6 separate regions of the Mus musculus genome follow, and all the other regions are linked to region 2. A link is a loop called in an ENCODE intact Hi-C map of the cell type or tissue named here. Cell type or tissue: left cerebral cortex. All regions are shown on one strand. Links, peaks and the distances in the headings refer to the core of each region. The heading gives the core; the rest is flanking DNA. Region 1 has its middle 24 kb from the start of Gm33290. Region 2 holds the start of Slc17a6 (solute carrier family 17 (sodium-dependent inorganic phosphate cotransporter), member 6). Region 3 holds the start of Slc6a5 (solute carrier family 6 (neurotransmitter transporter, glycine), member 5). Region 4 overlaps Gas2 (growth arrest specific 2). Region 5 has its middle 43 kb from the start of Gm33290. Region 6 holds the start of Fancf (Fanconi anemia, complementation group F).

What was found. Hi-C counts contacts between places; a loop is a spot of excess contacts. Peaks named below come from ENCODE experiments on the same cell type or tissue, not always from the same donor. Only the 100,000 strongest peaks of a DNase experiment are listed, where the experiment ranks them.
Region 1: it touches region 2 in a loop (2.5-fold over the local background); 4 of 42 quality-filtered maps call a loop at or near these places.
Region 3: it touches region 2 in a loop (4-fold over the local background); 5 of 42 quality-filtered maps call a loop at or near these places.
Region 4: it touches region 2 in a loop (5-fold over the local background); 35 of 42 quality-filtered maps call a loop at or near these places.
Region 5: a loop joins it to region 2, with 6 times the contacts of the local background. A loop is called at or near these places in 14 of 42 quality-filtered maps.
Region 6: it touches region 2 in a loop (2.9-fold over the local background); 2 of 42 quality-filtered maps call a loop at or near these places.

The regions. Positions count from the first base shown.
Region 1 is chr7:51,747,000-51,751,862 of GRCm38, reverse strand. It overlaps the pseudogene Gm7336. Among named protein-coding and RNA genes, the nearest start is that of Gm33290, 24 kb to the left of the region's middle. In left cerebral cortex, for the core only: no CTCF peak of the experiment used is centred there; DNase peaks (open chromatin) are centred at 1,975, 2,729 and 3,024.
Region 2 is chr7:51,619,479-51,624,341 of GRCm38, reverse strand. It overlaps Slc17a6 (solute carrier family 17 (sodium-dependent inorganic phosphate cotransporter), member 6), which reads right to left and starts at 2,512. Exons shown (of 12, transcript NM_080853.3): 1 at 1,622-2,512. The coding sequence starts at 1,707. It overlaps Gm33136 (a long non-coding RNA gene), which reads left to right. Exons shown (of 4, transcript XR_003946771.1): 1 at 1-1,595; 2 at 2,108-2,234. In left cerebral cortex, for the core only: no CTCF peak of the experiment used is centred there; DNase peaks (open chromatin) are centred at 620, 2,004 and 2,405; H3K4me3 peaks cover 2,008 bases; H3K27ac peaks cover 641 bases.
Region 3 is chr7:49,907,153-49,912,015 of GRCm38, reverse strand. It overlaps Slc6a5 (solute carrier family 6 (neurotransmitter transporter, glycine), member 5), which reads right to left and starts at 1,717. Exons shown (of 16, transcript NM_001146013.1): 1 at 1,635-1,717; 2 at 1-315. The coding sequence starts at 1,637. In left cerebral cortex, for the core only: no CTCF peak of the experiment used is centred there; DNase peaks (open chromatin) are centred at 376, 1,477 and 2,199.
Region 4 is chr7:51,969,733-51,974,595 of GRCm38, reverse strand. All of the region lies in intron 7 of Gas2 (growth arrest specific 2), which reads right to left. Among named protein-coding and RNA genes, the nearest start is that of Svip, 34 kb to the left of the region's middle. In left cerebral cortex, for the core only: a CTCF peak has its summit at 1,900 (motif pointing right); a DNase peak (open chromatin) is centred at 1,909.
Region 5 is chr7:51,813,436-51,818,298 of GRCm38, reverse strand. No RefSeq gene overlaps it. Among named protein-coding and RNA genes, the nearest start is that of Gm33290, 43 kb to the right of the region's middle. In left cerebral cortex, for the core only: a CTCF peak has its summit at 2,135 (motif pointing right); DNase peaks (open chromatin) are centred at 2,165 and 2,429.
Region 6 is chr7:51,859,714-51,864,576 of GRCm38, reverse strand. It overlaps Fancf (Fanconi anemia, complementation group F), which reads left to right and starts at 2,310. Exons shown (of 1, transcript NM_001115087.1): 1 at 2,310-4,000. The coding sequence starts at 2,323. The coding sequence ends at 3,354. It also overlaps a transcript of Gas2 not described here. In left cerebral cortex, for the core only: no CTCF peak of the experiment used is centred there; DNase peaks (open chromatin) are centred at 2,262 and 2,708; H3K4me3 peaks cover 1,790 bases; H3K27ac peaks cover 1,094 bases.

The DNA of each region.
Region 1 (4,863 bases), core at 530-4,529, 130 kb before region 2:
CATGTCTGACATCTGGAGCAAAGGTACCTAATGCATCCACTGTACCAGAGCCTTTGTCCTGAGTACATAGACCCAATGAAAACTTGCAATTCAATGCTCTTAATAGAAGATGATGAAGCTGCAACATGAATACCAAGGGTTATCAAGAACTCACATGCACAGGGCCCACTTCGAATTTTTGTTAGCTTTGGGTTCTAACAAAATAGATATGTATCAATCTGCTTTCTGAGGGCTCTAATTGGTTTCACTGGCACATATGAAGTCATGTGGAAAACCTCCACCCTCTTCTTCCACTTAAAAACTTCAAATGTGACCAAAGTCCTTTAAAGTTTCTTCACCAAGCAAAAACTTGTTTTGACAATTTGACTTTTCATTTTGCTTCACTGGTAGAACATTCTGAGGTCTGTTTGCCCAGGATCCAACATTTTTTTGTTCCAGGGGAACCTGCTACACTTTGAAGAGAGTAAGTGGTCCAGGAATCCACAGATAAGCCTCTTGTCCTTGCACTCATTGAGAAACAGCTCCCTAAAGCGCTATGCTCACCTGTCTCCAAAAACACAACATGTACCTCACACATGTATCTTGATGGTCCATCTCGGCAGACTCCTGGGAAGGTCATGGAGCATTTTCATGTCTCCAGACAATTCTTGGCTGCTGCTTCATAATCTTGCTATGTGTTTCCCTGAACAAACCATACAGTGGTCAAGGCACAAGCTGTAGGAGTGAGATGTAACTATGAGTTGTATATGAAACTTTAGGTGGTTATTGTTTCATCTTCTCCTTTCTTTTGATCTCTACCTGGTTCATGGTGAGCTTCCAGGAAATACCAGCCACTGTTCCTGCCCTCCTCATAAACTAATTCTATTATTTGCCAGATCTACTATAAATGTCATAAGGTTTTTTATTTATAATTGATATCTATTTGCAGATGATAAACTGGACCACATCTGACTTATCTCTAGCTTCAGCTACTAAAACAACCCTGGGGAACTCAGGCTTATAAGGTCAATACTATCTACATACTTTATATTGTCAACCTTTCATGCCCTGCAGCTAAGCAAAATCTGATGGAAATGATTTTTTTTTGAATTTTTTATGTATGAGTGTTCTTTCTGCATGCATGCTTGGATGTCAGAAGAAGGCATCAGATCCCATTATAGATGTTGCTGGGAATTGAAGTTAGGATCTCTAGAAGAGCAGCCCAGGCCATCTAGAAGAAGAGCCATCACTCCAGGCACCAAGGAAAATGAATTTTTTAAAGTTACCATCTCAGCATCCTTGTCTTGGTGACTGCCTTGCTTTCGGCTTTTCTGCATCCTGCTCTGAAATAGTCTCTCTGTACTTTACACTTGATCCTCTGGCCTAGTTGCAATATTTAGGTAATTACTCATCTTGTGGTGCTTAGGTCATATTTTACCTCAATCTATGAGTCATCTCACTTCTGACTCTTATGGCCACTTGAATACCTTATCTATAGATTGCACAGATTAGGGCATCATCTTGTATTGAATTTATGGCTAGTGCACTAGTATGCTTGTAGTATCATCTCTAGAAAAGACCCATGATACCAGCTTAGCTGCACATCTGTCTGACTTGTCCTCACTTGTGCTTTGCTCTGAAGATATAGGGTGAAAATACCACACTGTTAATAATTCATTGCGTAGTCAGTACTGATGGGTCTGTGGAAGTATATCAAAAAGACCCGGGGTCCAGTACTTAAAATTTCATTATCAGCTTCACAAGCCAGGGAGGATGAGGCTGCTAACCTTTCTTAAAAGCAAACTGCGAATGGTGAGTCTGACCTCCCTTGTCTCTGTGGCAGTGACCCAGCACCAGCTCAGTCTCAGAGCAGGGGCATAAGGCTTAGCAGAGATGAGGCTGGCGCACGTCAGCTGAGCCAGCAGGCTGATGGAAAGTGACTCTGGCACCGCTGAGTTCAGATGAAATTAAGGATTCATGAGAGCACAGAGTACCCAGAAAGCACAAAGCCCCAAATGAATCCTGAATGAGTCACAAGGGAGATCTGGCCAGGCTTCGAATCCCAAATAAGCAAGGAATTGCCTTTTGATGATGCTGTAAATATCATCATCACCTCAGAAAACGAGGTCCTCCTTTAATCCTATCAGGAATGGGCAGGGCATACTGCAGAGCCTGTCTTCCTGACGGTTTGTATAGGTGAAGCTGCCTACACAAAGCAATTCTTCAAGGACTTTTGAAAAGAAACTGATTTTATTACGTTGTTACTTTAATTTTTCAGCCATACCAAAAATCATAGGTGGGATTCAGATAAATTCATCTTCTTTCAGCCACTCCCCAGATAACAGAGTTACGCTGCTCCTGCTCTTCTCTGAATGGGGCTGTAGGATTGCTGACGGTGAAGCATTGCATGTCAGGAGAAGCTCGACGTGTCAGGATCGCGTGATGGATTTATCCTCTAATTCTGAACACTAAAATCTCATTCTTTCTGCTATAGACAGAATGCAGAAAAAAAAAATAACAATTGTGTATTTGCCACAATGTTCTTAAAGGCACTGGGCTGAAGGTACTCAGAATCTCTAGAGCTTCCGTGTTTGTGTATACTTTGCTTGTCCTGTGCAGCTGCTATGAGACCTCTCCCTGCAGTACTGAATGGCACAGACCTTACTCCCAGCCCACATGTGTGCTTAGGGCTGCTGTCTTGTCTGTATCTGCCAGGGAGGACAGACCATTCTTCGGACCAGACTATTCTTTCAAACTAGAGGAGGAGGAAGGTCCTGCTTTAAACACCAATGCCATGCTGTGTCAGCTATCGGGTACATAGCGTCCTGCCTTACATACTGGAGGTCTATGCTGGAATTCTTCAAGCATGAACAGAGATGCACCCCCCACATAAACCTGTTACAGGGCTGTATTCCTTCCATGGCAGTTTTCAAAGTAACACCAAAAGAGGGGAGGGAACTGAGACCTAATTTAGAGAAAAATAAATTATGTATGTGTAGGCTCCGTCGACACGGCTGTTCCCGGCTCTAATGTTCAGCAAGCTGATTAAACCAAGGCAGCTCTGAGCTCTGGGCTACGTGAGCAGAATCCCATTAAGGGAGACTGCTTGACTTGATGGGGAAGAAGGTTTCAGCTTCCTCCAGGCTCCTCCTGTTTCTGAGTGCTCCTTCTGTGGTTATTTGTCAGCAGCGGGAAAAGAGGCAGGGAAAAGGATAAAAAGAAAGAGGGAAAGGAAGCCACTTTATGGTGCCATTTTAGCAGACATTTTCTAGAAATATTATTGCACCTTGCTTGACAAATGCAAATACTATTTTATCCATTTAACCGATCACCATAATACTCTGAAACAGTCATTGTTTGTCAGAAAACCATCTTTGGACTTCAAGAATTATCTGGTGGTTTTAATTACTCTCAATTTTCACTCTTAAAAAAAAAAAAGAAAGTGGGTTTATGTAAGTATAGTCTACATTTAAAGTTAAGGAGTATATGTTTTTCTGCATTGAAATGCTATAGTTTGGAAGGTGTAGTACATAAGATACTGTATTTTTGTAATTTCTCACACCCTGTCTTCTGTACACTTCAACCAGGTTTTGATCGCTGCATGTCTGTATAGGACTGAGATGAACACAAAACCTTTATGTTTATTTTTACTATTTTATAGTAATTTATATAATTTATATAATTGTGTGTGTGCATAAATTATACTAATTTATGCAATTTATATAATTGTGTGCATCTGTGTGTGTGTGTGTGTGTGTATGTGTGTGTGTGTGTGTGTGTGTGTGTGTGTGTGAATGTGTGTCCCTGTGAAGTTATGTGCATCTTAGTGTAAGTATCCTTGGAGGCCTGAGGCTTTGTAAGCACTAGGGCATGGAGTCACAAATATTTTGAACCATCAGATGTGGGAGATGTGGGAGCTGAGACCTGAACTTGGATCCTCTAGAAGAGCAGAAAGTACTCTTTTAACTACTGAGCCTCTTTTTTTTTTTTTTTTTTTTTTTTTGTGGGTGCAGCGAACTTTATTGATGGTATTCAAGAGAGTAGGGAGGGCTCCCTAGGCCCCTCCTGTTATTATGGGGGTCTGGGATGGAAATTGTGAGGGAGATGCTCAGTGTTGGGGGCCGAGTTGGGATAGGGCCTCTCTCTTGCTCAGTGTCCTTGCTGGGGTGGGTGGTCCAGGGTTTCTTACTCCTTGGAGGCCATGTAGGCCATGAGGTCCACCACCCTGTTGCTGTAGCCGTATTCATTGTCATACCAGGAAATGAGCTTGACAAAGTTGTCATTGAGAGCAATGCCAGCCCCGGCATCGAAGGTGGAAGAGTGGGAGTTGCTGTTGAAGTCGCAGGAGACAACCTGGTCCTCAGTGTAGCCCAAGATGCCCTTCAGTGGGCCCTCAGATGCCTGCTTCACCACCTTCTTGATGTCATCATACTTGGCAGGTTTCTCCAGGCGGCACGTCAGATCCACGACGGACACATTGGGGGTAGGAACACGGAAGGCCATGCCAGTGAGCTTCCCGTTCAGCTCTGGGATGACCTTGCCCACAGCCTTGGCAGCACCAGTGGATGCAGGGATGATGTTCTGGGCAGCCCCACGGCCATCACGCCACAGCTTTCCAGAGGGGCCATCCACAGTCTTCTGGGTGGCAGTGATGGCATGGACTGTGGTCATGAGCCCTTCCACAATGCCAAAGTTGTCATGGATGACCTTGGCCAGGGGGGCTAAGCAGTTGGTGGTGCAGGATGCATTGCTGACAATCTTGAGTGAGTTGTCATATTTCTCGTGGTTCACACCCATCACAAACATGGGGGCATCGGCAGAAGGGGCGGAGATGATGACCCTTTTGGCTCCACCCTTCAAGTGGGCCCCGGCCTTCTCCATGGT
Region 2 (4,863 bases), core at 587-4,586:
GGAGGGGAGAGACTTGGAATGCTGAATGGGCTTGAAAAAAACGGTGGTGCTGTTCTCATGCTAGCACATCCATGAAATGTCCATTTTTATGAAAGAATGGGGTAGAAGGTAATAGCTATCTTTCAACAAGACTGGTATTTTTTGATATTTAAACTGTGTCTTCACTTACAGTAGACAAATATTTTTTCAATGCATCTTGTACTTACTATTAATCGTGTACATACCATTAAATGGCACACAATTGCTTACACACACACACACACACACAGCTGAAGCCTATGGAATTTTAACACCAATTCAAAGCAGGTATAGCATGGAACATGGCTGCCAATAAACTTGTATCTCTATTCCAAATTCTCTCAAATTCTACTGCAGATTAGGTCATTAAAGTGTGGCTGTGCATTGTGTGTGTTTATCACAGACATATAACCCAAGCACTAGGAACAAGGCAGTGATTTTCTTTTTCCTTCAAGGAAGGCATTTAACCAATTTGATCATTTTTTACTTGACTTTATACACCTGAATTTGTAAAGTTGAACTGTGCACCTGAGTTCCCCACCCCACAGTAGCCTCTAAGCAGCTGCAGGACTGCAGGGTGCTTGCTGCGGCATCCTTTGCCGCAGAGGAGCGTGATGGTGTATACTGAAGCCCACCAGAACCAAGCAGCTGGAAAAAAAGAGATGTACATTGGCCATCTTGTTTACAACTCTCATGGATAGCCAAGACTTCAGTTTCCAAATGTGAAAATGAATGTTTCTTTAAAAATCTATCTTCCTACCGTGTTTGCTGTCTCATTGATTTTGCTTGTATCATTGGCAAAAAGTAGTATTAATAAAAGATGTAATACATCTTTCAGGACCTGAATTCATGCAAAGCACAGTATGCTTAGTGCAGCAATTACAAGAAGGATAACATTTACATTTTTTTCTATTACTTTTAAAGTAATTTTGCGTTTACTATTCTGGTTCTTAAATCACTGTGAAATTTCCCACACAAGATACAGACTCCTAAAACATAGCAAACAAATTAAAAAAAATACATATACAATGTTTTAGATCCAACAGAGAAACATCAATGATCAATTATTGATATATTTTGATCCTGTTTCATTCAATACAGAATTTCCCATGGGAGAGTTCTTCACTATGTTTTTGCAGCTAAGGTCTAGATTCCTTTTCTTTCATTTGTCTTTGAAGTTTATTTTTAAAAAGGGTTTTGGCTTTTGTTATTCACTTGTTTGGATCAAAGGGATTTTATTTGTGAAATCTATAAGAAAACAAAGACAGGCTTTATGAGCAGGTGCTGAACGAACATTTTGGAATTGCAAAGGAGGATTAAGAACTGAATTGGAGCACATGAGAATCCCCAGGTAATGAAACAAAATCACACACACACACACACACACACACACACACACACACACACACACACGACAGGTTCGTTTAGTGTCACATTCCTGCATTCATAAGCAGGTTTCCAGTGGAACCTAGCTTCAGCAATGAGCAACAAAAAGACTTTCCCACCATGTTACAATCTTTCTAAGTAATCAAGCTTTTCAGAAATGGCTTTGCAGATTCTGTCCAGATGAGTCCCAGGTAAGCATGGGGTTGCAGTCTCTTACCTGTAGATCTGTCCGAGGGATTTTCCAGCAAAATTCTTTATCCCCTCTTTCCCCGGGGCCAAAATCCTTTGTTTTACCGACTCCATTCTTGTAAAGACTGGTGTCCAGCCTTACCAGATTTAAATTGTTGTGGCTATGAAAGACGGATTCTGCGCATAGTCTTAGTTGGTTAAGGTAGAGCTTTTTCTTCTCAGCAGAGGTGAGCTTTCCAGCAAGGCTGTGAGTTGGAGAGGGGAGGGAGGGCGAGAAAGAGAGTACAACAGAATAGCTGCATGCAGCCCACGGGTTTCCTAATAGGAGAATTGGTACACACAGTCACAAAGTCTCATTGGAAGGGGAGGATCCGGTGGCCGAGGGCGCGCGCAGTGCCGTGGTATTTGGGCGGGTGCTGATGAGTCCCTGTTCTGGAAGTCACCTCACCGAAAAACAACGTAAATTCCCGGTTTTGAAGTCTTATCGCAATCAAATCCGCTGTCTTTTAATCAGATTGACCAGAAACGTCATCGAACCCTTGTGTAAGGAAAAAAGCAAAAGAACCCTACTGTCTAAAATGGTGACTTTGCTGATCAGAGCTCATAGCTCTCAGAACCCTTGGGAGCTTCCTAGGCCTCAGGTGAGCGGCTGCTGTTAGCTTCCTGCCTTAACATGGTCTCCTCCCATCGCGCCGGCGTAATTGTGCTCTGCGGCAGAGTGGCAGAGTGGAATTAAGACTGAGAATGTTAGCTGATCTTTGCGAACGTGAGTGAATAACAGACACACAGCTGTGGTTTAGGCAGCGCCGGGGGAGACCTTCCATAAAACCTGACCGCTCCCGTCAGTGCGCGCGGCGCAGTTTAGCATTTCAGGACCACGGACAGAGGAAGCTAAGGAACCTTGGCTGCTGCTTTTGGCTAACCCGCTCGCCAACTTCCTAGGGGAGCTGGGCGGATCGCCCTGACCAAGGGCCTTTCTAGGGCTCTTCAGGAACGGATGCTATGGAAACCAAGTAGGGAGATGTCATCGTCTGCAGAGTTCTCAGGAGGAAAGCTGCATTTGGCTCTGCAAGGGAGGAGGGCTTTATTAAACACTGACAAGTTACTCTGCTTGGCCACCCGTTGCCCAGCATGTACATACTAGCTCTGACAGCATGGTGAAGAAGCAACACTGCAGAAGCTTCTACTTTAGGTGTGTGGTATCCAGGTGAACACCTGGTTCCCCTCCGATATAAAGCTTATGTTTATGAGATGCATAATAATATTGCTTGTGTATTTGATTCAACCCCTAAGACGAACAAGAAAGGATGCAGAGAGAGAAATGGAAGGAGACAAAAAAAAAAAAAAAAAAAAAAGAGGTGGGACAGAGAAGGAGGAGAGACAGAGAGATAATGACAGCTGTAACATTAGTGCACTTTCCGAATAAAGGACAGGCAGTCTGAAATGAATTCTTTGGAATTCTAAGTTTCTTTAATTAACTAATGCACAACACAATACTGAATTATTTCTAATTACAGGTAAAATTTGTACCTATAACTAAGCTTGTTAGCGAAGAGTAACTGATAATGTTTTAAAAATTTATTTCAATATATTTACACTCTATTTAAATTTTATTTTTCCCTCCTTATGACACCTTTTCTTAAGAGGGAGGCTATTTTTGCCATTGTTGCTTGTTGGGTTTTGAGAGATGGTCCTACAAGGTTTTCCATCTTAGTTGTGTATAATACCATTGAACCTATATCATTAAGCAAAACAATTAAATTGTGCTGAATTAATGTGAGTTATTTCGCATGGACCACAACCCTCTTAAGATGCAGTCCAGGCAAGTGCTTACGAAACAGACTGTCCTTGAGCTACATCCCCAAGGTTAAACCTTGGATGCTAGCTAAATCAACCAGGGGAGTGCGTTTTACATAGGGACTATTGGATTACATCCCAGAGGTACGGTGCAGAGTCAAATAAGAATGTTCTCTGACGATTTCAAATGATATGTGGAAAAAAATTTCCTAAAATAGAGAGATGAAAAAAAATCACAAATAGCTAAAACCCTTTGCAATTGTTAAATCCAAATCCAAAGCCTATAAAATTGTATTTCATTAAGAAGTATGGTTGAGCAAGAATACCACGATTACATTCCTGTTATTTTGGGACATATGCATTATGTGAATGTTATATATTATATTACGTATATACTTTAAAAACCAGGAAGCCATCTTCAAAAATATCCCTGGAATGCCACAAAATTGAATGCACTTCCATAGGAGATAGAGTATAAAAGAAAAAAATATAGGGTACAAAGGAAAAAAAAAACTCATCAAATTGTTTCATTGCAAAATTTCCAGCTCCTTAGGACTTGTTTTACAAGAGCATTTGTTTATTGGTTATTTTATTTATTTATATTTCAAATGTTATCCCCCTTCCTAGTTTCCTCTCCACAACCCCCCCTATGCCCTTGCCCCTCCCCCTACCTCTATGAGGGTGCTTCCCCCCAATCCTGCTTCAGAGCCCTAGCATTCCCCTACCCTGGGTCATCCAACCTCCATAGGACCAAGGGGCTCCCCTTTCAGTGATGCCTGATAAGGCAATCCTCTGCTATATATCCAGCTGAAGCCATGGATCCCCCCAATATGTACTTTTTGGTTGATGGTTTAGCCACGGGGAGCTTTGGGGGGGGGTGATAAAAGGGCATTTTTTAAAATGCAGGTTTCCTTAGCTATTCAAGTCACTGAAATGAATTCACTTAGGAATATCAATGATTTTGGAAGTTTAGGTAAAACTGGAAGTTACATTCAATATCTGAGTCTGAGATGATGATGATGCAAAAATGATTCTCTTAAGCATTTCTTCTTAAGCTCCATCCCAGTTGACTAGAACTTAAAACCACTTAAAACCAAGATGGCTGAATCATTCATATATATGCCATGTAGTAGTACTCCAGCACGAAGATACTGCTTTTAGATTACATAACTGCATTCATCTGCATTGAGAAATATCATCTAGTTTTCCTCCCTTTTCCAGTAACAATCTGGGTGTCTGAATGGAAATAAGAGCTAATATTGATTTACTCACTCTAAAAATATTTGTTGAGAGCCGAGACATGTGCTAGTTCTGGAAACAATCCCTTGAAAGGTCTCACAAGTCACAGGGCAGATACACATAAATATCTGTAGAAATAATTATAGATGGAACTAGACACGATAGGAAGCCCTGTCTCTGTGTAAAAGTGTACAGGAAGCATTTTAGGAGGTAACTTAATATTTTAAAAGAAAT
Region 3 (4,863 bases), core at 251-4,250, 1.7 Mb after region 2:
CTGTGCGCTGTGCCCTTCGCTTAAGTCCCGGAGGGCCGCGGAGGTCGCTTGTGCCCGGGGGCTGCTGAGATTACAAAACCCTACTCCGGACTGCTGGGCCTCGCAGGCTCTCGCATCCGCAGACTGGAAAGTTTGGGCGCCGGTGGAAGCCGACCTGGGCACACGTGGCGGCTGGACAGTGGCCGTGGGGGCCTCAGCAGGAAGATCCTGTTCAGGGCTGGTCCTAGGTGCACGAGGACTATCCCGGTGGCCTGGCACCGCTGCCTCCAAGATGTTGGCTGGCTGTTTATTCATTTCCTTGGGAGCACTGCAATCCTGCAAACACAATGTCAAGTTCGTGCAAAACAAACAAACAAAAAGTCACGGCAGCATTAAAAATAAAATATATGGGTCTGCATACACAGATGCACACATTCCAGGTCCAGGCACAAAATAGACAGGGTAGCAAACGGAACCGGTGTTTCTCCACTCGCCAGACACGTCTGTAATCCTGGGACATGAAGAAGCTAATATTTTCTCCCAAGTGGAGGAGGAACTAAGACCGAAGAATGAGTGGGTTTTGACAGGGGGAAAGAGGCGGGCAATATAGAAATAACCCTACAGCCAGGAGCTCCCTGCCCTCTGTGGATTTCAAATCAAGGCTGTGGGTACCACATCCCCTTCACCATTGTGGAGAAAGATTCTTTAATTTTCCGCCCCATTTCCTTTGTCATTCAACAATGCACATTGCCTTTTTTTCCCCCCATAGACAAGCTGTGATCACAAAACATGCTCTGGGGTAGGCCAAGGCTGGAAGCCACACGGGTAAATTCAAACTCCAGCATTCAGCCTACCTTGGTCACCCAAGATGCAAAGTCAAGGCTAAAGGTTTTTTGTTTTTTGTTTTTTTTAAAATCAAAATATTACTACCAACAAACAGCCCACCACTAAAACAATAAACTAGATGGGAAACGCATAGTAGCTGGCTTTGACCCTTACATTCTCTCCACTTGATTCCAGACCCCTCCAATGTATACGGATCTTGCCAATTTTTTATTTTTATTTTGCTGTCCATTTCCAGTAATATAATATTCTTTCCCTCCCAACTCTTGACTGAGGACCAAAACTCACCAATAATTTTCATTAGCTTTCTCCCTATTGAATTTTAAAGACTTGCCAGAAGTGGGTTTCCCTTCGGCTTCCGCGTGCTAGTGTTACCTTTCAGAGTTCCAAGATAGTATAATTACTTCACTGTAAAACCAATCAAACTACCTTCTCATCAACCGAAAATCTCTGCTCTAACCCGCTTCACAAACGCACAAACCGAGTTTACGTGCACCAAACCCAATGCCTGGACTCCAGTCTGCGTTCTCAGTTGTCCCTAAGACCCAGAGCGACTCGCGGTTAAAGGAATCTTGACTTTCAGTACCACGGACAGTACCTAAGACCGGGTTTAAGAGCAGCTTTACCATCTAGGGAAACCTCCTCTGCCCTCCGGCAAGGCTCCCAAGTACGAATACCTGAACTTGAGCCTTCGAAAATGGTTCTCTGCCTCTCACCTATTGCAGATATTTCCAAAAAGAAATACCCCAAACGAGCCAGCCATCCTTATCCCCACTTCCACCTTTCTTTAGAGAATAAAAGCAAGCACTCACCATGTCTGATGCGGACAACAGATTGAACCGTAGAGTAAAATCCTCTACTGATCTAGGTTTGGCCCTGGAACAAGAGGCGCTTTCTATATCTCCCCGGGAAAGGCTGGGTTTGCGTCAGTGGGAAGCAAGGTGCCCTTCGTTTGACATCTTCCTGATAATACACGTTTGATAAATCATTACCCCTTTGGATTCGGATTTTAAAGGGACAACAGCCTGGAGTACGCTGTCTTGTTGTCACTCCGGTAGGAGGGGGCTGCGTGTTTGGCGTGACTCATGTGGGTCTGATTACTAAACCAAAGCCGGTGGGAGGGAACGAGAAAAGTTTGCCACCTCCTAATTAAGGGAAACATGGGAGAGACACGTCCCACTGCGCCCAAGACTCCAAGGCAAGGCGCAGCCGCCAACCAAACAGATTGGATTAAAGTGAGGGAGGGGGGGGGGTCAAATCAGTCTCCCTCTCCCATCAAATTTGCTTGCGCTCTCCCTGAATCTCTGTCCGATTCAAAAGTATCCCCTCCCCCCAAAGAATGCCAGGCCTGTCTCGGGTATCCAGCCAGATCTTCTATGCCTGTTCCAGGGTAGAGCCCTGTATTTGGTCAGGGCGCACCTGGCTGGTCAGTGTGTGGTGTTCAGATCCCTACATCCCAGCCTTTCCAGAAAGTCAATCTAAGGAAAGACCCCGAGTTTTCGTTTAAACTATTAAATGCACTTTTCTCATCCCTGTTTGTCTCTGCTAATCCTGTTTCTCGTTGTACGTTTTAGGCTCTTCTGGATTTATTTATTTATTTATTTATTTATTTTTAAATACTGACTTAGTCCTCCAGCCATGTAAAACCCACCCTTTCTCCGTGGTCCTCCAAACAAAAATCCTTTTAAAATAAGGCCTGATTGGAGAATGCAGTTTTACCTGAAACGAGGATCCCCACCCCCACCCCCACCCCGCAACCCAGGGCAGGGCTGGCTCTCTGGGAAACCCTAAGAAGAGACTGCGGGCTCCCGCCCAGGTCTGAAGTGGCCAGGTGGACTATGAACTTTACCCGAGGTACAAGGCAGCAACCACGATCACAAAAGGGAAAAGCCCTTTGCAAAGGTGTCATTTGAAAACTAGAAGGGGATTTGCAGCAATATGCCTCCCCTCTCTCTTGTCTTGACAGCCTAGCTAGGGAACCGTGGCCTCTGGAACGGGAAGCTTGGAAAGCGCTGAGCGCGCAACGGGGCCCACCGCCTCCGGGTCCGTGCCGTCGCACTCGACTGGGCTGTCTCCCTGCGGAGCCAGGACAAAGCCGCGGCAGCGGCCGAGGGCGCAGGCTGCGGTGGCAGATTGCGGTGGATGCCGGGGGCATTGCTGCTCCACTCGGGTCTCCTCCCTCACCCTTCCAAGACTCCAAGAGTGGTAGATGCCTCTGTGAGCCTGGCTCTCCCAGGATAGCCACCTGGATTCTGGGTCTGCACTATTTGGGATTGGGGATGGCAGCGGGGGATGGGGGCGAGTAGGCAGCCAGAGGAGCCTTGTCCTCCCAGTGTCTTTCGGGTTCCAGATAGCCTTTTACTGACATTTACTGAGCTTTTACTATTAGGCCATCTGCAACGCTTCCACGAAATTATTACGTTTAAGTTTGCCAACAGCCTTTCGGAAATTATTCCAGTGTTTATGCTGTGAACGCTAAGGTCAGGGTCTATTTTGAAGTTACTAGCTCCTCCACAGCCCGTTGCCTGCACCAGTCACCACTCTAGGCAACCGAGAAATGGGGAAGGACTCAGAGGAGGAATAAGGGGATGAGTGGGACCCTGGGGTACTCTGACTGAAAAAGGCTCTGAAAGCCGGTAGGGTTGACAGTCCTGTAATATCCTCAAATCCCAAGAAAGTGCAATGTCCGGGAGTGGCTTCAATGGAGTCATGAGACCCGCTTCTAGTTAAGATTCAGGTCTGGCTCTGAGGTCCAGAGGCCACTTTGACAGCAAATAGTCACGACTTCAAAGCTTGTGGCTAGTCTCCAAATTTGCATCTGAGCAGCCCCTGCCAGACTTGACGCGGGAGTCGGTGGAGTGTGCAAAAGAGCCTGGCCAGTAAGGAGGGAATGTACTGAGGTGGCCGAGTCGTGCAGGGCTACTTCCCGCTACCCTCCACCCCCACTTCGTTGCTGACCGTGAGTGATGCCCAACGCCCCCGCTCAGCCTCAGATCTGACGTGTCGCCTGCTCAAGTGCGCATTTGAGTTAGCATGGGGCTAATAAGGTCCTGCAGAGGCGGGTGACGAGTAGGCGCCAGTTCAAGCTCCACAAAGAACCCCCCCTCCTCCAGCCGCAAGATTCCAGAAAGGAGGGGCTGCCGATAGAGTGGAGGGACAGTTCAGGGACCAGACACCGAGAGGAGTCGCTCCAACAGGATAGTGACCAAAAGAGCAACACCTCCCTCCTCCTCCCCCCTACAGTGAAGCAGGGACCTGGCACTGGGGGAGGGGGGCATCATCTGGAGTCCAGTTGTGTGTCAACGCCTGCGAGAATCAAAGGATGGTGCTGCAGATCCAAATAAAATTAATTAATTAATTAATTAATTAATTAATTAAAAAGCAGAAATGGGCGGAGTGAAAAGTCTGTCACCCACCCCCACATAAGCCTCCACCTCCTGCCTCTTCTGCCGCCTGTTCAGAGTGATAATCTGGGCCGGTGCGCACCGCAGCCAAGGAGGCTGTAAATCCGCATCCATCCGTGCGCAGCCATTCGGTCGGAATTAGCCAGTCGCTATGGCCTTAATTACTTTGTCAAAGATGAAAAATAGTAATTGATTTTGTCCTCTATCACTTGCCCCTCTCCCCTCCTTCCTTGAAGATAAGCAAATAAATAGCTGTTTGCGAAGAAGACCGTGTCCACCACCCGGTTGGGGCAGCCTAGTGGAAAAAGAACTGTCTGGCTATAGCTCTGAAGCTGATGTTTGTGCCAAGACGCAAAAGGCAGCTGGAACTCAAGCTGAGAGTACCCAGAGGACAGCCATGCTAAGCCAAGTCCCTGCCCTCTTTCTCCCCAAAAGGAATTAAGGCGGGAAAGGAAAGGGTGTTTTACACTACTATTCACCCAGAGCTAGTGGCCTCAGCCTTCTCTGGTCCTCAGGATTTTGGTGCAAGGAAGAACAGCAGTGTGATTCATCAAAAACGCCAAGGAACTTGCGCAGGGTCGGCAGGCAGAGCTGGGATTGGAGCCAAATCTGTGTGGATTCCAGTCTACCCCATACC
Region 4 (4,863 bases), core at 326-4,325, 350 kb before region 2:
AATAAATAGCACTCATGGAGCAAAAGAGTTGGTTCATGGGTTAAGAACCTGTACTGCTCTTACAAAGGACCCAAGTTTTTTTTCCAAGTCCTCTAGTTCAGTGGTTCACAACTCCCTGTAACTTCAGCTTCAGAGGAATATGACCCCTCTAGTTTCTGAGGGCACTCCACTCACACACACACAAACACATGCACACATATATACATAAAATTAAAAATAAATAACATCTATAAAAATAATGTTCAAAGGAAAATGGTTTGAACATTAGTAACTCTTATTCTTTTCATTTCTATCACCCATCATAGATTCAAAGCCCTAACCCCAGTGTTGAGATAATGTTTGCTGACCTGCCACATGGTCACTCCTGGTACCTAGCCACTATGGTATGTTCTCTGGTTCCCTGGTAAAGACCAGCCTGCTCCTGGCATCATTTTTTTTTCCTCCACATGCAGAACAAAGCCTACTTTCTACTTTTAAAAATCTCCTATGAAGTTAGATATGGTCACAGGATTTAGTTACAGTAGATTAGATGTAATCAGAAAGTGAAGTGACATTTTTAGAACCTCCCTTCAGGGTCCACATCTATTCCTCAGCTTCCATCTTTCTTCCTAAACACAGAGACATTTGGTCTAAACATGCTCTTGAGTCCCACCACCTCTGCAGAGTGCTGAGAGAGAGAGAAACTAAGTCCCTGCATCCTCTGAGGAACAGTGTCAAATATAAACTCCATGAGCAAAAAGTACAGTTTTCCTTCTCTAAGTCCCTACCACTTTATTTATAGCTGTCAACCTTGACCCTAGTCAGTGGCATGCCTGCTGAACTTTCAAAAGTCTCTATTTCATCAAGGACATCTGTTTGTTTTTGCACAACACATTTAATATATGATTATGAGTCAGTGTGGTACAAAAGCTAGGGATGAGGGGAGGAGCCTTGCCCTACAACAGAGCATTCACTAGTGAATGGAATACATTGAGGGGATGCATTGTAATAAAAGATAAATGGAGCCTTGAGGTCTGTAATGCTGAAGAACAAGACCACAGACGATTAATTGCAGCGTCACAAATGTCTTCAACGAGAAGAGTGATGTATCTGCTACAGGTAACCCTGAGACAGTGCGTGCTCCAACAAAGCCCACCCAAGAGAAACTGAGGCTTGTTGGAGGAGTGCCAAGTTGAAATAATGATAGCTACAATAGAAGCAATGCTGCTGAGACTGGTGTCAGTGAGTTGGCAGACAAAGGAGACCCCCTGCAGGAAGAGGAGCTGGCACCCCCAAGGCCCTTCACCTGGACACAGCACAGTGTGCTGGGTGGACTCACAGCCCACTCGGCTAGGGCTGAGCCAGGGTGTGCAGGTCGAATTCTCAGTCTTCTCTGCCTCCCCATCACCTCCTCAATCAAGGGGGTGGACACGAAGGAAAATGTGCATCAGGGTGTGGGACCGAAAGCATTCTGGAGCTAATTTTTCAGAATCTTCTTGTGGGTGAGGAGAAAGAATTTGTACCCACACCATAGAATAAAACTGTTCTCTAAATCTAGGGTGGTTTGCTCTTTATAGCGCCAAAGGGAAAAAAAATACTCAAGTGAAAAGCAGATAACCCTTAATGGGACCATTGTCTCCCCTAGTTTATATAATGAACAGACCGGTCGGAAACATGCAAGTCATCTTGCCCAACAGAGCAGGCTTTGTCCCTGCCTCTAACATCACTTGGTTACAAAAATAAGCATATTTACCCTCTTCAATAGAAGCTGCCTGCTCAGAATTTCTTCTCGTTGTTTTCCTAAGGACTATGCATGCATTTAACAGAACAAACAGGCCAAGCAGCAATACTTTCACTGAGCTCCTTGGTCCAGGGAAGAAACTAAAAACGGCCCATGAATGGGTGTAAATGCTCAAGAGGCCACTAGAGGGCAGCATCACTCCTAAAGCTAAGATTTCTAACCGCTATGCATGCCTCAGTTGGTGGCATTTTCCAGACATGCTCAAACACAAGCTACAAATATTCTAGCTTCAGCCCTCAGATAAGCCAATTTCAATCTTCATTTTTCTTCTTACATCTGAGCTGCTCCTTGTCTTCTGTTCTCAAAGCAAGCCCGTCCTCAGCAAGCCCCTACCCAGCAGACCAACAGTCCTCCTCAGGCTCACCCACTGAGGAAAGGAGGTCTTACTAGGAGCCCATTTCTAACTGTTCCTAATACTCCCTTTGACCTGATCAGAACCTTAGATTACCTTCTGTGTTTGCTCCCTCGGATGCATTTCTGTTAGAAGAGAACCCCTCAAAGGCTGGGGCCCTGTCTTGTCGCAGCTCAGTTCTTAAGAACCAGATTAATTTGTAGATTGCTGTTGAATGGGTAGATGATCAGACCTCTGGAAAAAACTGTCACAGTTCTCAACAGAGATGAGCCACAGGCAGACTGAAGAGCTTGATCAGGGTCGTGCATCAAACAATAGAATAAACATGTGGTGCAGAAATCTGCTTTACACAATGCACATGCATTTATGTGTGTGTGGGGGGGGGGGGTGCACCATACGCACACCATGGCAAACTTGGGAGTTAGAGGAGAACACTTAAGAGTCGGGTCCTCCTCTATCATCTAAGTGTTAGGGACTGAACTTAGGTCATCAGCCTTGGTGACAAGCACCTTTGCCTGTTCAGTCATCTTGCCAGCCCCTGAGCAGGTTATTTTCTATAAACTTAATCATTCTTTCCAACTCTGATGTAATCCACACGTCAGAATGCTACTTCTTTGGCTTGACATCAAGATTCTCCACATTGATCCCCAATCTTTTTTTCTTGTTGTAATTTGTTTTCTCCAAACAAACGTTTAATTCTGACCCTACTGTGTGTTATAACTTTGGTGGGATATTAACTTGATGGTGTTGTTTGGTGTTTCTCAGCATAGTCAGGTTAAGGTCCCTGGGAGTCAATACCAACGGCCTTCTAAGAGGGACAGAGACAAAGTGACATGCATGTGAACTTCCTGATGTCAGGTGACACTCTGTACTACCAAAGGTGACCCCTCCCTGTTGCGCCTCCAGAATTATGAGCGAAAGCAAATGAGGCTGTTGTCATTAGAACCAACCTCCTCGGTGACAGTGCATCATCCACAGACAACGGACCGAGCCCTAGCACCTTCTCTGAATTCTCTCTAGAGTATCACCAAACTGGCCCACCATCATTCAAACTTCTGCTCTGCTCCCCCAGCCTTTGGTGTTGCTTGAGTTTGTCCTAGTTCTAGGACACACATGCTTCGACACCCTCTAAAAGTTCTCTCCCGAAAACCCAAGATACCTATAGGATTTTGAACCTTTTTTGTGGAAGGGGTTCTGATGAATGGTCTATCCTTTGGTCTTAGTCATCTAAATACATTAGTATCCATAATGTGTCAAGTCTATTGTAAGTACTCCACAAATTTTGTCAAGAGAGGTGATGAGTGTAGTTCAACTCAGCCAGGCACCTTTACTTTCTGTCTTATTTTCTCTCTGTTCATCTTGGGTTTCCTCCAGATGGATCTAAGTGATCTAAAGTCAAGGAACTTATTCAGCTCCTTACACAATGGAGATCTCTATTGCCTGCATACTTTAACCACATGATGCAAACACTGGACATTGTTGTTAAATGCAAACCCTGATCTTTCCTTGTGGCTCAGCACGTAACAACAACTGCACCCACAACAGATCTAACCCTACATATATCATCAGGGACATTTATGAATTTTAGGAGTACATCCTTCCTTTTCATTAGCTAATGTGTTATACATGCCCAAGCTAGGCTGGACTGATGCACTGTAAAATGTAGCCACTACTCTGACCTCTTCTAGAATCTATAATGATATAATAATCATGATGTATCAACTATAGGAGAACAACAAATGAGGCAACCAGGAAGAAAACCAGATCAATTTCTGTCCACGGGTCCAGCATGATGTCAGAGTAGAGAGAAGAGACATTGCGGTGAAGGTCACATGTTCTCAGTGCTGAGTGAAAGCCCCTCATTTGGTAAGCACTGTGTAATACAAGGTAAACCTGGATAGTGATGACAGGCTGAAGAGAGGGAGATTTTCAACATCCTCTTTACTTACAGAACAACATTTCCAGGTGTCATAGTTCCTACTGTCTCCTAGTTCTGTAGTCTCTAACTTTCCTACCTTTACCTACATTTTAAAGGAAAAGTAGATGGGCAATGGTGACAAAAGTTCTTTCCTCATGTAGCGAAATCGCTGACCTCCAACCAGTGATCCCCAGTCCTCTAAGCCGCCTATCAGAGAGACTCAAAGACCTCCAGATCACCCAATTAGAGCATTTCATATACCTCCAAACCACCCAGTCAGAGCACCCTCAGACCACCAAACCACTCAATCAGAGTGGCACAAAGACACCCAAACTACCCAATCAGAGATAAAGACATCCAAACCATCCAATTAGAGAAGCCAACACACCTCCAAATTACCCAATCAGAGTGGATATGGTTGATTCCGCTATTCCTCGGTCTTTTTTCTTTCTAGCATTTAAGATGGCATTGCAGTGATCTATGTCAGCACATAGAAAACTATGTATAGCCACAGGACCAATCTAGTCCACCATGCTGTACATAAAGTATTATTATAACACAGTCATGTTAACTGATTACCTATTATAGTTAAAGCAAGAGAATGGAGTAGTTGTGACAGAAACTATGTGCTTTAAGTTGTAAATCATTATATCTAAACTCTTACACTTGGCCATCCATCTGGGTGTTGTGTCTTTCTCCCACTCTTGGGACACAAAGACACACCTTGTTCACTACCCTGTTCATGACACCTATGCCAGCCACTTGGTAGGTGGAGAATATCCACAGGTTATGAAGAACTTGCAGACTTCATAA
Region 5 (4,863 bases), core at 448-4,447, 190 kb before region 2:
GTGAGTGCAGCGCTTATGGAGGCCACAGATGTTGAATCCCCTGGATCTGGAGTTAGAAGTGGTGGTGAACCACTTGACATGGGAGCTGTGGATTGAACGAATCTGGATCTTATGCAAAAGTGGCATGTGTTCTTAAATGACCCATCCTTTCAGCCCACAGAAACTTCCTGTTTGTGCCTCAGGATCTCCCTCTTGCCCATCCATCTCACTGGAGCCATAGTCTTGATAATCTCCACACCACTCAACTTTTTTCTTTTGCTGGTGTGTTTCTTCTCCAAGGGACTGTCCTTCTTAACAACACATCCACACAGAGCTCTCATTCACACAGTTCTTGGTTTAAATGTCACCTCCATAGACAGGTTTACATGGCCACCTTACATGAAATTACATAGGTCATCATTCTCCAATCTGATTCATCTTTTCTCACCATCCTGAGTTTGGCATGTTTACTGATTCATGATCCAGCCATTGCTGCTCATTGTCATTCCTTCTAACTAGAATATAAAAGTCATAAAGGAGGCAAAGGGCTTTCTAGTTGTCACTCATGTGTCCCCTGGCTCTGAACAAATTCCTGTTGAATTTTGGGAACTCAATGTAGTATCTAAGTTACTAAAGTCTTCCTCAAGAGTTACACCACAGATGCTGTCAGCCTCTGAAGCTCTCTTCTGCCTTTATCTAGTTGCACCTGACCATTGTTTTCCAGATGAAATAATGAGATCAATAAGTATTTTATTACTTGCTTAGTTCACATGATGATGATGATGAACTTGGGGATGAGAGTAATCTATTCTCCAAGCCCCCACATCTGAGAACATAGAGAGGCAGGTTTTGTCTCTCTTTGCCCCTTGATTAGCTACACACACACACACACACACACACACACACACACACACACACACGCACACATACACACAAAGAGAGACAGAGACAGAGACAGAGAGACAGAGAAAGACAGAGAGAGAAACTATACATTAGACTTCCCATATGAATTCTTCTTCCTTCTTAATATATTTCGGTGAGAACACTATTCCTCACCTTAGAAAGACAATGAAGAAAAGATCATATTAGCCCTTATGGTCAGAGTGTCTTGCCATCACCGTTGTAAAAATGAATCCCTTTAGCTACTCTGAAGATGTCTAAACTTCCTTTTATTTACTTTTGGGTTAAACCTCAGAAGGACTTAGGTATTTGAATATGATCCATTTTCATGAAGACTCTCTAAAGCCACAAGTCAGTTTGTCTACAACTTTGCTTGTTCACCTGGTGTTCTCAAAGTGCACAGTTCATCAGATGCTAGGCTGGGTGTGGTAGACATGCTGGTGACTTCCGGGCACAGCTGGACCTTAAGATATATATAAACTACGGAGATAAAAATGCTCAGAACTAAAATTAGGAACAATAGAACAGGTGGCCGTAAGAAGCTTTTGTGAGCCAAAGGGAGGGAAGGAAGGAAGGAAGGAAGGAAGGAAGGAAGGAAGGAAGGAAGGAAGGAAGGAAGGAAGGAAGGAAAGAAAGGTCCAACCAATGATTAGCAGACAAAGAAAGGAGAGGTAGCTTTGATTAACCCAGAGGGAAGGCCTGGGCTGTGATGGAGATGTACCCAGTTCCCCCTCGACACAACCCCTACCCACACCTCCTCCTCCTTTCTTCCAAGAATGGGGTGTCCCCCTTGGGTATCCACCCGAACTGCAGGACCAGGCACATCCTCTTCCACTGAGACTTAGACCAGGCAGCCAAGCTAGTGGAATGGGGATCCACAGGCAGTCAACAGAGTCAGGAACAGCTCCCACTCCAGTTGGGGGACCTGTATGAAGACCAAACTACATATCTGCTACATGTGTGCAGGGTATGGTGGTTGGGTGACTAGGTCCAGCCTTTGTATGCTCTTTGGTTGGTGGTTCAGTCTCTGGGAGCCATGCCTTATATTTCAACTCACACAGATGTTCTCTTCTGCCTATTAAACCTGAGGTCACTCTGTTGCAAATGTTTTTAGGGGGATCTGGACATGAGTGCGGTCATATGTGAACTGGCATGTTCTCTCCATTTTGAAATTCAGTTTGCAGTGTTTTTCTTAAGAGCCACTACTGTGCTGTAGCCCCAGTTGGTCTCCTCTTCTATTTTCTCTCAATTCGCCACTAGAGTGCACCAAAATATTTATTACAAGCTCAGTGAGCCAGGGACTGTGCTTCAACAGTATATTTTCCTCTTTTCCTTGTATTTTGTAACTCAGTTCTTAAATGCTTTCATGTCTTTGAGAGACTAGGCACAGTTCAGGACATCTCCATTGTAAAAAAAATGGACAAGTCCACTTTTGGGATTCAGGTAAAGACTATGACTGGATTCAGAGGTCAAGTTTGTAATGAATCACAGTCTTTTGCTGTGTGGATTCTGTGTTACGAGTTTGTGCTGGGAGCAGAGGAGGGAGTCTGTTTGGCAACAGCTTGGAACAGCTTGGAAGACACACAACCCTGGTATAAAACTTGGCAGAAGAGACCTCTAAGACGTCAGTAAGCCAGAGCTGCTCTACAAATTCTCAAAACACTCTAGGAAACCTGAAATTATCATCGATGTGTTAGTATTACTCATCTCATTAATATAATTTGTACTAATACACACTGAGTGTGTCCCAGCTCTGGGTGGTCCCACCTCTAGGGTGGATGTCATGTCTGGACCAGCATGGGTAAGCTGGCATTCTGCTTCCAAAAGTGTTTCTCTCATAGCAAATCTTCCTCTAATGTTGAACTGGCCATGAGTGGTCATTATTCATGACTAATTATTTTGACTGGAGGAGTGTATCCATGACAGGTTTACTTAAAATTAATATCCTACTCAAGGAAAAAAACTCAATAGAGTTTGAGACCTTGGCCAATAGTGACTCAAAACCATATATTTTACTGCTCTGCTATGTATGTGGATAAAACTAAAATTTGAATTTGCCATTTCATACAGTCCCTCTAAGTTGCACACTTTGATATGTGACTATTTTTGGTTGGTGAGTGTGTTGGTTGGCTTTTTGGAGGCAAAATCATAGGGACAGGCTAACTTCAAATCTTCACATGGCTGTCTTAATAATTGTGTCTTAAAATTTTCTATCTTTATTTCCTCTCTATGTCTTTCTGTATGTCTGATTCTGTCTCTGTTAGAGTACTTGTCTAGCATGCATGCCACTGAGAAAAGAAAGAAAGAAGAGAGGGAAGGAAGGAGAACAGGAGGGAGGGAGGGGGAGGGAGGGAGGGAGAAGGAATTGGAAATCTGGTATTAAGACTCAAGGTGTTATTTTACAAGTAGCTGCTAAATACACAATCTAAAATGGACACAGCTAAAAATTAAGAATTGAGAAAGGCTATAATTTATATGATGAGGCAAAGATGAACCAAAAGCCTTGAGACTCTAATAGAAACACAAGATTCAACCCACTAAATTAGCAGTCTGTGTAATTTAGAGAATAAAATGTTTAGTTAGCATCTTAAGAGAAGGCATCTGACAAAATTCAAAGTCTGCCAGCAAACTGGAGGAGGGGTGATACGGGAGGTAGGATTCTGGATCTGAAACAGATACTGTCAATACTTTCATCAAACATTATAAGTAGTGCAATGTTAGAAATTTTCTTTTAGAATTCACCTACAAAATCAATTTGCTTACCATATTTTTTTCCTAGCCCCGATGGTAATGATATTTAAAGAACAAAATTATTAAAATTCAGAAAGAAAACAATTGTCATTTCTTATTGACATACATATCAAGAGTTCAATTCATTAGAGTCTTCAGGTTTAGGAATCAGGAGGCTGTCTCTTTGTCAGACTAAAGAGTGAAGATGGTTGCCTCTCTATCCTCTCCCCAGCTCCACCTCCTCCAGTCACTCCTCTCTCCCTCCCTCCCTCCCTCCCTCCCTCCCTCCCTCCCTCCCTCCCTCCCTCCCTCCCTCCCTCCCTCCCTCCCTTCCCTTCCCTTCCCTTCTCTCTCTCTCTCTCTCTCTCTCTCTCTCTCTCTCTCTCTCTCTCATTCTTCATGGTCCACTAGCTTCAGCATCTTCAGTACAGGATTACTTCCATTGAGTCTGGCTCAATTGCATTTCTATACAGAGGAAAGAATATATACAGTTACTTAGAACTTATTGTAATGAAATTTGACCTATTAAAAAGCCATCCTTTCCCTTTCTTACACAAGTGACTGAAAAATCAGATGGCCATTAGAGCCCTCAAGCTATTTTCATCTAATAAAAGGAAAGGTCTTGATTAGAGGCTCATCAATTTTTGTTAAGCAAAGAACTACTATAAAGCATAATTATATTTCCTAAAGATAGATCTGTCTTCAGGATGAAAATGAGAGTCTAATATCATTATAGTTAATTTCAATGTGGGTGAAAGATTTGTGTAAGTCTTGGTAAATTTAAACACAAAAACAATCTCTACCTTTTGGAACATTGTTCCTGCACTGTGTCCCCTTACCCAGGGAGTCTTGGTAAGTTTTATATATTTGTGGTAATAATATTTCAAATATTGGTTATTTGTAGAGAAATATCCTTATTTCCTTTTAATTAATTTAAAAGCATAATCATTTCTGTTCAGTCTAGACATTCAATATGTCACAGTTCTCAATGAAATAAAGTTCATTTGGTGTGAGAAATTATTTGCATATAACTAAACCTCGTCCTACATTGTTTTCTGATCCAGTTTACTTGGTCTATATTATATGGCTGTATTCAGTTATAGACTGTGGGCAACAGTATGTCATTTTCATTCTTCTGAAACATTCTCTAGTTTAGATCTGTACTATACTACCCAGGCCAATGTGTTCAAGATTGTTCTTTAGGCCCAGATGCTATCAGGAGGTATACATGCAGTAAGGACTTAGTAGGACCTA
Region 6 (4,863 bases), core at 311-4,310, 240 kb before region 2:
TAGTAGAGGATGTTATATAGAGAGGCTTACAGCTGGATTCCTAGACTAGTTAGTAAATTAAGACAGGGTTTCATTAACTGGTTCAGTTAACATTTTCTGGCCCTGAGGGTGGAGCTGACTGCTATCCCAAAGTACAAGTTAACTTTTTGATGCTATGATAAAACATCATGACCAAGGCAACTTATAGCAGGTTTTATTTATGCTTACGGTTGAGGGTTCTAGGAGAGCAAGAGTCCATCACAGCAGGGGCTGGGCAAGGCAGCAGAGGAAGGAAGCTAAGAGTTGGCATGCTCACCTGCAAACATGAAACAGAAAAGGATGAAACTGGAAGTAGTTGATGTTCTAAGCTCTCGAAGCCTAACCTAAGGCCACACCTTCTCAAACAGTGTTACCAACTAGGGTATTCAAACACCAAAGCCAATGGAGGACATCTTACTGAAAACACCACAGAGTACATATTGAAAGTCAGCAACAAAAACCTACCCCAGTATGTCACATATATGGCTTCCATCTTCTCTAGAGTCCTGAGGGAAGCTCTTGGTGAAAGTATCTTATGTTAGTTGTTTATGTTGCTCATTCCTGTGTTTGAATGAAATGCTATTTTAATAAAAGTTTGCTAACACTGGGCTTCCATTTTCTGTTCTTATTTACTACATATTGGGGATTTGCAGAGTGTGACCAGCAGGTGGAAGGTTGATCCTGGCATTCTCAGCATACAGTATTCACATATTACACTGACATTTTAACTTGTGTGATTCCTCTCACGTGATTTTCCACTATCCTCTGATGGTGCAAGTATTTGTGCAGCCTAAATCAAAGATCAGTCCATATAGCCTTTCAGTGCTCTCCTATCCATTTCCAATTGGTCTTTAAAATCACCATACCTGGCACTTTAAAATTACACAAAATCTGATTTGAATTACACTTACATGGGTTGGGAATCCTCCCAATGTCTGCCTCAAGTGCATAGGTTTCTTGAAATTAAAGTGTTTATCATCTTTCAGCCTCTACATAGATTGTTCCAAATTAAATGGAAAACTGGTTCGAAATCCAAAGTGCATTCTTCTGATGGGAAACTGTCGGAGGGATGCATAGCTACTTAATAAAAGATGGCTACTGTGAAACAAATAATTACTCACTGTGGTACTGAGATTTAACATAATATTGGTTTTGAAAAGGTGAGCACTGGTGAAGTTTCTCTGAACTGTCCCAGCCACTTGGAAATGAAGCTGTTTTGGACTTCTTTCTCACCCTGGATTAGATCTGGTTTTCACTCTGGTGGCTTAAGACTTATTAACGGTTCCCATGGCCTTGAAGCATTTCCAGGTGTATTCTTTGGGCATTCAGTTGAAAGGAAGGTTTAATGGGGCTTTCCCTAACATCTAAGATCTAGTGACTCTTATTTTTGTCTACCGCATTATGAAGTTGAAGTCTCTCTAAGGAACATTAGTGTTTCCTGTGGGACAGGGAAGCTTTAACTACATTTATCTCAACTGCGCCAGTCCTGTCCTTCACTGGCTATCACATCACGTGACTTAGTATTTAGTAAGTGGATGAACCAGTGACCTCTGTAATTCCTAATAGCTACCACCTGAAACTTTAAAACCCATCACACAGACTAAAATAAAATCACAAGGCCAAACACTATAGTCTGGGCTAATGGCTAAAAACTAAACAAAACTGGCTTAACTATATGTTCTGATAAGAATGCCCAGAACTATTCAGAGTCTAGCATAAATGTGTAGATTAATTTTGAGCTTAAACTTTCATTTATTGCATGGCTAGTAAGCCTCAGGATAGTGCTGCCAGTCACTAGGTTAGTCGAGGCAGGACTGCAAACTGAAAGGCTGCTTGCACAATTCAGTGATAGGTTTCCTCAGAATCAGTAAACAATATAAATAAGGAAAAAGGAAAAAAGCCCGGGAACTCACAGCACAGCGTGTGAGGGTCCTGGTTCCACAAGTACCAGGGAAACGGGCCATTTAAGAGCTTTGAGTTCGCAAGCAGATCACATCCGCACTGCTAATAATGATGAACATGGGTCCCCTTTCGGGGAAGCGCCTAAATGTCTACCACTGGCATTTTTAAAACAAAAGAGCACATAAAATCCTAGCGCTCAAACTCGCACTCACGCGTCCTCTCCCAGACCCAGAGTAAAAGCTTGGGACTTTGCCCTAGTTCATTTTCAGCGCCAATGTGCCCCGGAAACCATGGTGCGAGACTGACACGGCCGTCGTCCAATGGCACAGCACGCTGAGGCGGGCGCTCACGCTCATGTCCAATCGGCTCGCGCCTCGGGATGTCAGGGCGGAAGCGGCCGCCATGGAGCCGCTTGTGCAGCAAACCGAGCGATTCTCCGAGCTGTTGGCCGTGTCGTGTGGGTCGCTGGTGAGCACGTGGGACGCCGAAAAGGTGCGCAGGGCGCTGCAGTGGGCGCGTTATCTGCTCCACGTGTACCGACGCTTCGCGGGCCGCGGCCGCGTGCGGGAGGCGCTCGAGAGGCGGCTCCCCGCGCGGGGAGGGCCGCTCGGGCTGCGCAGCTTCGCGGCGCTGGAGTCCGGGGACGCGCGGCTCGCCCTCCGCCTGCTGCGGAACCGCGCGCTCGCGCCCGCCGCCGCCCGCGCGCTGCCGAGCTTGCTGTTCCCGGGCCCCGCCGCGGACCACCGAGACGACGTGCCGCAGTCGCGCCTGGTCCTCCTGGCGCGCCGCGGAAGCGCGCTGCGCCTGCTGTGCCGCCTCGGCGGGGACGCGCCCAGGAGCGCGCTGCTGCGCACGCACGCGGAGCTGCTGGACGCGCGCCTGCACGAGCTGGGCGGGGCCGACTCCGCGGCCGCGCGCAAACTCCTGGACACGTTGTGGACGCGCGGGCCGCGGGAGCACGTGCTCGACGTGACTGCCGAAGCGCTGCTGCTACGCGAGGAAGACCCGGAGCCAGCCCAGGCCACGGACCCTGCGGGTGCGGATGAGACACAGAAACTACTGCGCTGGCTTCTCGAAAGTCCCGAGGTATTGGCCGCTTTTTGCCGCCATCTGCCAGCCAAGCGCCTGGCCTCCGTGGCGGGCTGCCACCACGCACTGTCTCGCGCCTACCTGGACCTGCTCACAACGTGGGCCACGCGGCTGCACTATGATCTGCAAAAGGGTGCCTGGGTCCCTACACAGATGGAGGACATGCCCTGGGAAGAGCTGTGCCTAAGGCTGCAGAGCTTGTGCCATGCCCAGCCATTTCTGCAGGAAGAGGTGCTGGTGACCCTAAGGTCCCGCAAAGCCTTGGATGGAGATTTCGAGGTTCCTGGGATGAGCATCTGGACAGACCTCCTGGTGGTGCTTGAGTGTGGGATCGTGCTAGAGTAGATTCTCAGTTCCCAGGCTGGGCATCTGGACAGACCCTGTCCCATAGAGGGAATAACAAGCATACTTCTCACCAAAGCCTCTATGCACAGCATCCTGCTACTTCTTGACTATGCAGTTTACAAATTGTCAGTGTTCTCCCCAATTCCCTATATACATGCTCCCAAAACCTAATTATTCAGGGGCCAATTTTAAATGGTTCATAATATAAATATATATAATATGCACAATATCTATAAATTTATATATTATATAATATGTATTATATAGAGATTGTTTTTGTTCTGGTAATGGACCCAGGACCCTGCCTATGTTAGTGTTCACCACTGAGCTACATCATTAATCGTGAAAGAATTCTTAAAGCCATCGAATTTTCAGCTTGTTTCGTATAAAGCTAATTTGTAAGAATACTAAAACTAGATTCACCCTAAAAAGAAAAGGCAGCTTTACGTTTTCCAAGAAGGGTACTTTTGTATGATTTACTTGGTTCCTAACACTCTTCAGTAGTACAAAGTTTTATTCAACCAGCAACATGTGGTAGCATCATGTTAACTTCAAAGCTGACTGGGCTAGAGTTAGAGCCCTAAACTTGCTTTCTTTTACCTGTTTACCAACCTATGTGTGCATTAAAATTGCATTGCTCAGAAAATTTTGTTCTTTGTACAAGTCACTACTCTGAAATTCAAAATAACAGCAAATAGTTTAAAGCATTTCTTGAGTACCCACTTAAGTGTTTAGAGCACAGTAAGTGTAAACATACCCCTTTGGGTTATATGATGAAGGGATCTAGTAAGTTAAGAGAATCGAGACCACTTCTGCCATTTATCAAGTTAATAGCCCTAACCTGGGGTCATCAGGTGTTTAAATGTCTGATTCTGGTTTTCCTCATGTTTGCTGGATGGAGACTATTTTGAGTATTCTCTGACTAAGAACCCAACTTTATTCTAGGGAGGCAGAGGCAGGCACATCTCTGAGTTCAAGACCAACCTAGTCTACAAAGCAAGTTCCAGGACAGCCAGGGCTACACAAAGAGAAAAGCTGTCTCAAAAAAACAAAACAACTTTGTCTGCTCAAGTGTTTTAAACTTAATAATAAATGCTTTTGTTAATAATTTGCTAAGTAAATTTCCAGGGTTCAACACACTTTCTCCATGGTAAATGCCCATAACTCACAAAATTAATTTCTAATTTTAGAAATAGAGCAAAAGGACATATAGTGCAAAATTTTGATTCTGATTTAGGACACAAGTCTAAACAACGAATACAGTTATCTGAAGAGAGCAGTATCATTTCTTTTGCTCCTGTGATCAAATCCCTTTTTCTAGCCCTGATCTGTGTGAACCGTCTTTCACATCTGCTGTATTCTGACTTGGATTCTTTGTGCAGTTATACACGAGCGACAGCTGGGTCTTGCTGTCTTGCTTCTGTTTTGTTGTTTTAGGGTCTCACTCTAACCCAGGTTGATCTGGAACTCCCTGTCTGCCCAGGCCAGCCTCAGACTCGTAGGGGATCC